Linked DNA regions of Homo sapiens: region 2 is linked to region 1. Evidence: chromatin contacts called from ENCODE Hi-C or POLR2A ChIA-PET data. All regions are on one chromosome and are shown on one strand. The core of a region is the stretch at or near the end of the contact, and the rest is flanking DNA. Distances in the headings are between cores, read along the strand shown.

What was found. A loop is a pair of places that touch in the nucleus more often than their neighbours do. ChIA-PET counts read pairs that join two places held with the same protein, here RNA polymerase II (POLR2A). Pooled maps may share reads with other maps.
Region 2: a map of CD8-positive, alpha-beta T cell shows a loop between it and region 1 (18-fold over the local background). The contact joins the enhancer-like site here to the promoter of DDX19A-DT in region 1. A Hi-C loop is called at or near these places in 13 of 168 maps with a recorded cell type or tissue (B cell, CD14-positive monocyte, CD4-positive, alpha-beta T cell and 7 more), 16 of 37 single-sample maps with no recorded cell type and 26 of 50 pooled maps. POLR2A ChIA-PET finds 5 or more read pairs at or near these places in 37 of 52 experiments (A549, AG04449, B cell and 27 more).

Annotation. Positions count from the first base shown.
Region 1 is chr16:70,345,448-70,348,707 of GRCh38, forward strand. DDX19A-DT (DDX19A divergent transcript) reads right to left here and starts at 1,300. Exons shown (of 5, transcript NR_039997.1): 1 at 752-1,300. It overlaps DDX19A (DEAD-box helicase 19A), which reads left to right and starts at 1,456. Exons shown (of 12, transcript NM_018332.5): 1 at 1,456-1,601. The coding sequence starts at 1,545. RefSeq lists enhancers at 456-1,074, 1,075-1,692, 1,211-1,700.
Region 2 is chr16:70,378,260-70,381,760 of GRCh38, forward strand. ST3GAL2 (ST3 beta-galactoside alpha-2,3-sialyltransferase 2) reads right to left here. Exons shown (of 7, transcript NM_006927.4): 7 at 1-3,501. The coding sequence ends at 3,430. Among named protein-coding and RNA genes, the nearest start is that of DDX19A, 33 kb to the left of the region's middle. RefSeq lists enhancers at 3,003-3,172, 3,203-3,262. Within about 2 kb of position 1,837, at least 39 of the 41 ENCODE cell types and tissues checked have a DNase peak (open chromatin) inside an H3K27ac peak, as active enhancers do; they include B cell, CD14-positive monocyte, CD4-positive, alpha-beta T cell and 7 more, where a contact is called at or near this core.

The DNA.
Region 1 (3,260 bases), core at 50-2,549:
TCTGGGCGTGGTGGCGTGTGCCTGTAATCCCAGCTACTTGGGAGGCTGAGGCAGGAGAACCGCTTGAATCCAGGAAGCAGAGGTTGCAGTGAGCCAAGACCCGGCCACTGCACTCCAGCCTGGGTGATATCTGTAAATAATGGTTCCATGAGTTTAGAAATACAAAGTAGCATGACTTAACAAATTTACACATCTATGTAACCAGGTCCCAATCAAGATACAGAATAATTCTATCACCCAGGAAGTTCTCTTGTGTCTGGACCAAACATCCTTCTCCACAGGTAAGCTCTGTTAGTTTTTATCAGCATAGATTTTATTTGTCCTATTCTTGAATCTCATATAAATAGATTATACATTATGTATTTGGTGGTCCTTCAACATAATGGCCAGGTGTGGTGGCTCATGCCTGTAATCCCAACACTTTGAGAGGCCAAGGCAGGAGGATCTCTGGAGTTAGCAGGAGATCAAAAGCAGCCTGAGCAATATAATGAAGACTTCCGTCTCTGCAAAAAGTTTAAAAACTAGCCAGGAGTGGTGGTGCGGGCCTGTGGGCCCAGCTACCTGGGAGGCTGAGGTGGGAGGTCAAGGGTGCAGTGAGCCGAGATCACACCACTGCATTCCAGCCTGGGCGACACAATGAGACCCTGACTCAAAAAAGAAACGAAAAAACGCATTGTGTGTTGTGTTTATTGGATGGTGGAATTATGGGGTTTACGGGTCTTCTGTTGCGTTTTGGTTTTTGTTTTCTTACCTGTTATCGCGTTCCTAACAGTAGAAATTGGCATCATATAGTATTCTCATGGAACTTTCCTTTGTTCAAAGCCCTACAGTTCAGAGACTTACACATTTAATGTGAGATATGACAGGCTTAAAAAGAAACGTTGGGGGCCGGGCGCGGTGGCTCACGCCTGTAATCCCAACACTTTGGGAGGCTGAGGCGGGAGGATCACAAGGTCAGCAGTTCGAGATCAGCCTGGCCAACATGGTGAAACCCCATCTCTACTAAAAATACAAAAATTAGCCGGGCGTGGTGGCGGGCACCTGTAATCCCAGCTACTCGGGAGGCTGAGGTAGAATAGCTTGAACACGGAGGCGGAGGTTGCAGTGAGTCGAGATCCCGCCACGGCACTCCAGCCTGGGACAGAGCGAGACTCCGTCTCGAAAAAAAATAATAAAATAAATAATAAAATAAATAAAATAAAATAAACGTTGGCTTATTTCAGTGTGAAGTAAGGCAATAAACGGAGGGCTAACAGTTCCACTTCGTAGAGCTCAGACATTTTAAGAAGCGAGGAGGCCGCGTCCTGGAAGGGTGAGCAAAAAGCGCGAGGTTTGCGCACGAAGGGAAAGGCGAGGCCCGAGGAGAGACCTGGCGCCGCGCAGAATGATGATGTCGCACGCTGGGTGGGAACTGACGTCACCTGTGCTCACCGCCGCTTCCGGTCCGCGTGAGGTGCATTCTCGCGCCGGTGGCGAGGTTAGGGCCCGCGTTGCGACGTGGTGCAGCGCATATTTTCACAAGTGGGTCTCCCTTGTCCGGGACTATGGCCACCGACTCGTGGGCCCTGGCGGTGGACGAGCAGGAAGCGGCTGTCAAGTCGGTCAGTAGCTCAGCTCCTGGCGAGGAGGACGTAGCAGGGGCCCAAGCGAAACCTCCCAAAAGCACAGGGAGCTCCCCGGGTTGGGGAGGCCCCTGGGCAACGCGCTCCTGCAGTTTGCTAGGGCAGTCACTTGCCCTTGATTTGCTCTTAGAGCTAAAGAGACCAATGTCGAGCTTTTTATCTCCATCTGGGCTGGTTAAGGACTTCATCCTTTGGTAAATCCGCCCCACTATGCATGCTGTCATTCCTCTATTGACCTCCTCGGTGACGATTATAAGGAAAGCCAAGTTTAGATTCTGATTCTCTTTTTCATTACGCGACTGTTCTTCGCATGTTTCTGTACTACTCTGTATTTAACATTTCTTAGATCCATGCTTAACGTGGTTGGTAGTTTGTAGCTCTTTGCAGAATAACAGATTGACTTTTGGATTTAATACCTCAATCTACTGCAGATGTTGGAAGGAGGCACTACAAATTGTTTCATTGATGTGTAAAGTAACGGTTTCATGTACTTGTTCTTTCAGTAATGAATATTCATTCAACTGGAATGTAATTACAGCATACACTGTGGCTTTCTGTTCTTATATCTAAGACCTAAACTTTAGGTTTGTTTAGTGATAATGGACTGTCTTTTTTTTTGTTGTAGTTGTTTCTCTTTTGAGGCAGAGTTTTGCTCTTGTTGCCCAGGCTGGAGTGCAATGGCGCCATCTCGGCTCACCGCAACCTCCGCCTCCCGGGTTCAAGCGATTCTCCTGCCTCAGTCTCCCGAGTAGCTGGGATTACAGGCATGCGCCACCACGCCCGGCTAATTTTGTATTTTTTGTAGAGACGGGGTTTCTCCATGTTGGTCAGGCTGGTCTCGAACTCCCGACCTCAAGTGATCCGCCCACCTCGGCCTCCCAAAGTGCTGGGATTACAGCCGTGAGTCACCGCGCCCAGCCGGTATGGGGATTTTTGAGAGGGCTATTGACAGAATTAGACAAGGCTGGCAAGGATTTATTGAACTACAGAGAACAGAATATGTTAGAAGTGATGGCTAATAGAAATATCAGTGTAGAAGTTATTCTGATAGCCCCGAGATAGAGGGCCTATGTTGGGCAGTGGAAGTGAAAATTAAGGGATGGGTATAAGATATGAAGGTAGAATGGGTAGGACTTGCTAACATAATAAAGGAGAGAAGGGAGATAAAGCCAAAGGTTTCTGTTTTCAACCTGGATCCTATTGGTACTACTAACGTCCCAATAACAGGAATAGGAAAGTGGGAGGAAGGGCAGATTTGATAGAATGGTGAAGGCAGCCGGGCATGATGGCACCCACCTGTGATCCCAGCACTTTGGGAGGCCGAGGCGGGCAGATCACTCGAGGTCAAGAGTTTGATACCAGCCTGGCCAACATAGTGAAACCCTGTCTCTACTAAAAATACAAAAGTTAGCCAGGCGTGGTAGTCGTCCCCTGTTAATACCAGCTACTCAGGAGGCTGAGGCATGAGAATTGCTTGAACCTGGGAGGTGGAGGTTGCAGTGAGCCAAAATTACGCCACTGCACTCCAGCCTGGGCTACTGAGTGAGACTCTGTCTCAAAAAAAAAAAAAAAAAAAAAAAGAGGTGAAGGCTGGGCACAGTGGCTCACACCTGTAATCCTAGCACTTTGGGAAACTGA
Region 2 (3,501 bases), core at 587-3,086, 33 kb after region 1:
AAAATTAGCTGGGTGTGGTGGCACACCCCTGTAATTCCAGCTACTCGGGAGGTTGAGGTGGGTGAACTTGGGAGGCGGAGGTTGCAGTGAGCCAAGATCGCGCCACTGCACTCCAGCCTGGGTGACAGAGCAAGACTCCATCTCAAAAAAAAAAAAAAAAAAAAGCCAGGCGCGGTGGCTCACGCCTGTAATCCCAGCACTTTGGGAGGCTGAGGCGGGGAGATCACGAGGTCAGGAGATGGAGACCATCCTGGCTAACAGTGAAACCCCGTCTCTACTAAAAATACAAAAAAACTGCCGGGCATCGTGGCGGTCACCTGTAGTCTCAGCTACTCGGGAGACTGAGGCAGGAGAATGGCGTGAACCCGGGAGGCGGAGCTTGCAATGAGCCGAGATCCCACCACTGCACTCCAGCCTGGGCGAGAGTGAGAATCAGTCTCAAAAAAAAAAAATCGGCCAGGCACACTGGCTCACGCCTGTAATCCCAGCACTTTGGGAGGCCGAGGCGGGCAGATCACCTGAGGTCTGGAGTTCAAGACTAGCCTGACCAACATGGAGAAAACCCGTCTCTACTAAAAATATAAAATTATCCGGGAGTGGTGGTGCATGCCTGTAATCCCAGCTACTCCCTACTCTCCTGAGGCAGAAGAATCGCTTGAACCCAGGAGGTGGAGGTTGGGATGAGCCGACATCGGGCCATTGCACTCCAGCCTGGGTAACAGAACAAGACTCTGTCTCAATAAATAAATAAATTAAATAAATAAAAATGCGGGTTGCCTGTGGCATGGTGGAAATTGGGCTGTGGAGGCAGGGCTGTGCCAGAGGGGAAAACCTGACTTAGATGCACTTCCCTGAGAGGTGGGGACAGCCCAGCCTGTGGCCACCCAAATGTATCGGAGCCTGATGGATACCTGGAGACATCATGTTGACAGAGGCCAAAGTGGTTACAGGACAGCCACTGCGAGGAGCTGCTACCAGGAATCCTCTCCAATGAACTCCTCTCCTGGAGGAAACTCAAGAGGCGACAACGAGCTGATTTTTAACCAAAATGCTTGTACCCGCTCAGATTTCAGTGTCTTGGAGCGCAGAGTCCAGGAATGAGGTGCCTCCTGTATAGGTGGGGGAGGGTATCTGGGAGTCATCTCGCCCCTCCCATATCCCCCAACGTTCTCAGCCATTATCAGTCACAGCTATCCTACCAGACCCGCCTTCTTCCATCATGCCCATTTCAGAACAATGAAGGACTAGACAGTTTTTTGTTCCTTTTAATTCAGAAAGGGAAGGAAATAAAAAAGTGTGTTTAAATTACTATTGCAGAAAATCTGGCTGGATGCTGGGACCTACCTCTTCCAGGATGGGGATTCATGATTTAATTTTTTTGAGACAGGGTCTTGCTCTGTCGCCCAGGCTGGAGTGCAGTGGCACAATCTCGGCTCACTGCAACCTTCGCCTCCTCGGTTCAAGGGATTCTCCTGCCTCAGCCTTCCAAGTAGCTGGGATTACAGGTGCGCACCACTGCGCCTGGCTAATTTTTGTATTTTTTTTTTTTTTTGGTAGAGACGAGGTTTCACCATATTGGCCAGGCTGGTCTCGAACTCCTGACCTTAAGTATTAAGTAATCCGCCCGCCTTGGCCTCCCAAAGTGCTGGGATGACAGGTGTGAGCCACCGTACCTGGCGGGATTCATGATTTAAAGCAAAAGAAAAAAAAGAAATAAATTATTCTGCTCAATACTGTTTGGCATAATTGCATTGCTTTTCATCAACACTCAAAACAGCCTCTTCAGGAAGCACTGAGATGGGAGTGGCAAGACTGGCTGAGGCCTAGCTCTCTAAAACGGTGGGGGAGGGGGGAGCGCCCTGAGAGAGGCATTCTACTAACCCCACCCCAATCACCCCTATTTTTACTCTTTCTACTTTCGGAATTGGAAAGAACGACACTCGAGCTAGGTTCCAATATATTAACTTTCAGGGGCCCACTGCCCATCCCAACCCTCCCCTAACAAAGTCCCCTGCCGGTCCCTGTTCCCTCAGCCAGCTGCAGGAACCTACCAACGGCCAGGAAGCTGCCTGGTGGTGTCAACTAAGAAAAGGGGGAGCATCTGCGCCGTCACTGTTGGGGAGGGGGCTCTATTAGTGGTTTGAGAGCTTCACAGAAGCCTTCCCCCTCCTAAACCTCCCCAGCTTCGAAGGGGGAGAATTCCACCAGCAGCCCCGTCAGGGACCTAAGCTGGGTTCAGCCATGCAAGCAGCTTCCAGGTGGAACCCCGGCCGCGAGCTTCCCAGCCCTTCTAGAGCGGGAGATGGAGAGCAGGGTGGAGGCAGGCGGCTTGCGGCGCGCAAGTCTCCTCTTCCCCGGCCGGCTCCCGGCTGCGAGCTCTGCCAGCTCAGAATTTGCAAAGAATCTGCGGTTTGGCCACCCACGGCAGCTTCAGCTTAACCAAAGAATGAGCCCCAGGCAAAGTTACCCCCAGGCAAGAGGCGATGGGTGGAGGAGGAGGTACATGCAGCGGGCAGCCGGGCCCATAGCCAGCCTCCTTCCGCCGTGCAGCCCCCTCCCCAGGGGCCAGAGCCGGCCGAAGACTGGGGGTAGGGACGGAGTCGGGGGACGGGATTTTTTTCCAGAGCAACAGGTAGGCTGGTGAGGAGGCCTCCGGCCCAGGGAGAGGCGCTGAGAAGGCTGCGGGTGAACGGGAGGGTCGAGGGCACACGTGAGTGACAGCACCTTGCACTGAAGGGGACAGGGCTTCCTCGAGCTCTGCCCTGTCCCCTCCACCTGTCCGGAGTTCGGCCCGGGAGCACCCCACCCCGCAGAGGGCGCCACTCCCGGCTTCCTGGAGACGCAGGAAGCCCTGGGGGCGCAGCCATCCCACAGCGCGGCCGAGGTGGGACTGGGGGTCCCGCAGCGACCGCTTTTCTTTGGTGGGTCTGCACGCACCTATCCGGGCAGGCGGGGAAAGGGGCCGGGCGGCCACCTATCTCCTGAGGCCCGCAAAGACCGCCCGCTCTCCTCCAGGTCTGGCCAGCTACTAAGACGATCCTCCGCCCGAGGCTGACGGAAGTGCTTCGCCGAGGCCCGCGCCATGCTCTCCTCCTCAGAAAGCGTGAAAGAAAACCCTAACCCAAAGCATGAGGGAGTGGGGATTGAGCGGCCGCTGGCCCGCCCCCGAAGGCCATTGATTGGAGGAGACTGGACACAGCGCCGGAAGTTTTCCTTGAGTCACATGATTGGCTGGGAGAAACAGAAGCTCCGCCCGACCGCAGCGCAGATTGGTGCCAGGCCCGGCCGGTCCCCCAGTCTCGTGATTGGCGGGGCACAGCAGACGCCCCTGGGCTGCAGCATGATTGGTCGCGGGTTGCTGGTCCTGGGTCCCGGGCCGGAGCCCCGGTGCCCGATAGATGGGCCGGAAGGGTCGCGGCGAGGCCCGGCTCAGTTGCCCCGGTAGACTTCGATCTTGCTGGCCTTGGCCAGCATGTCGATGATGTGGGCCTCGAAGTCCGC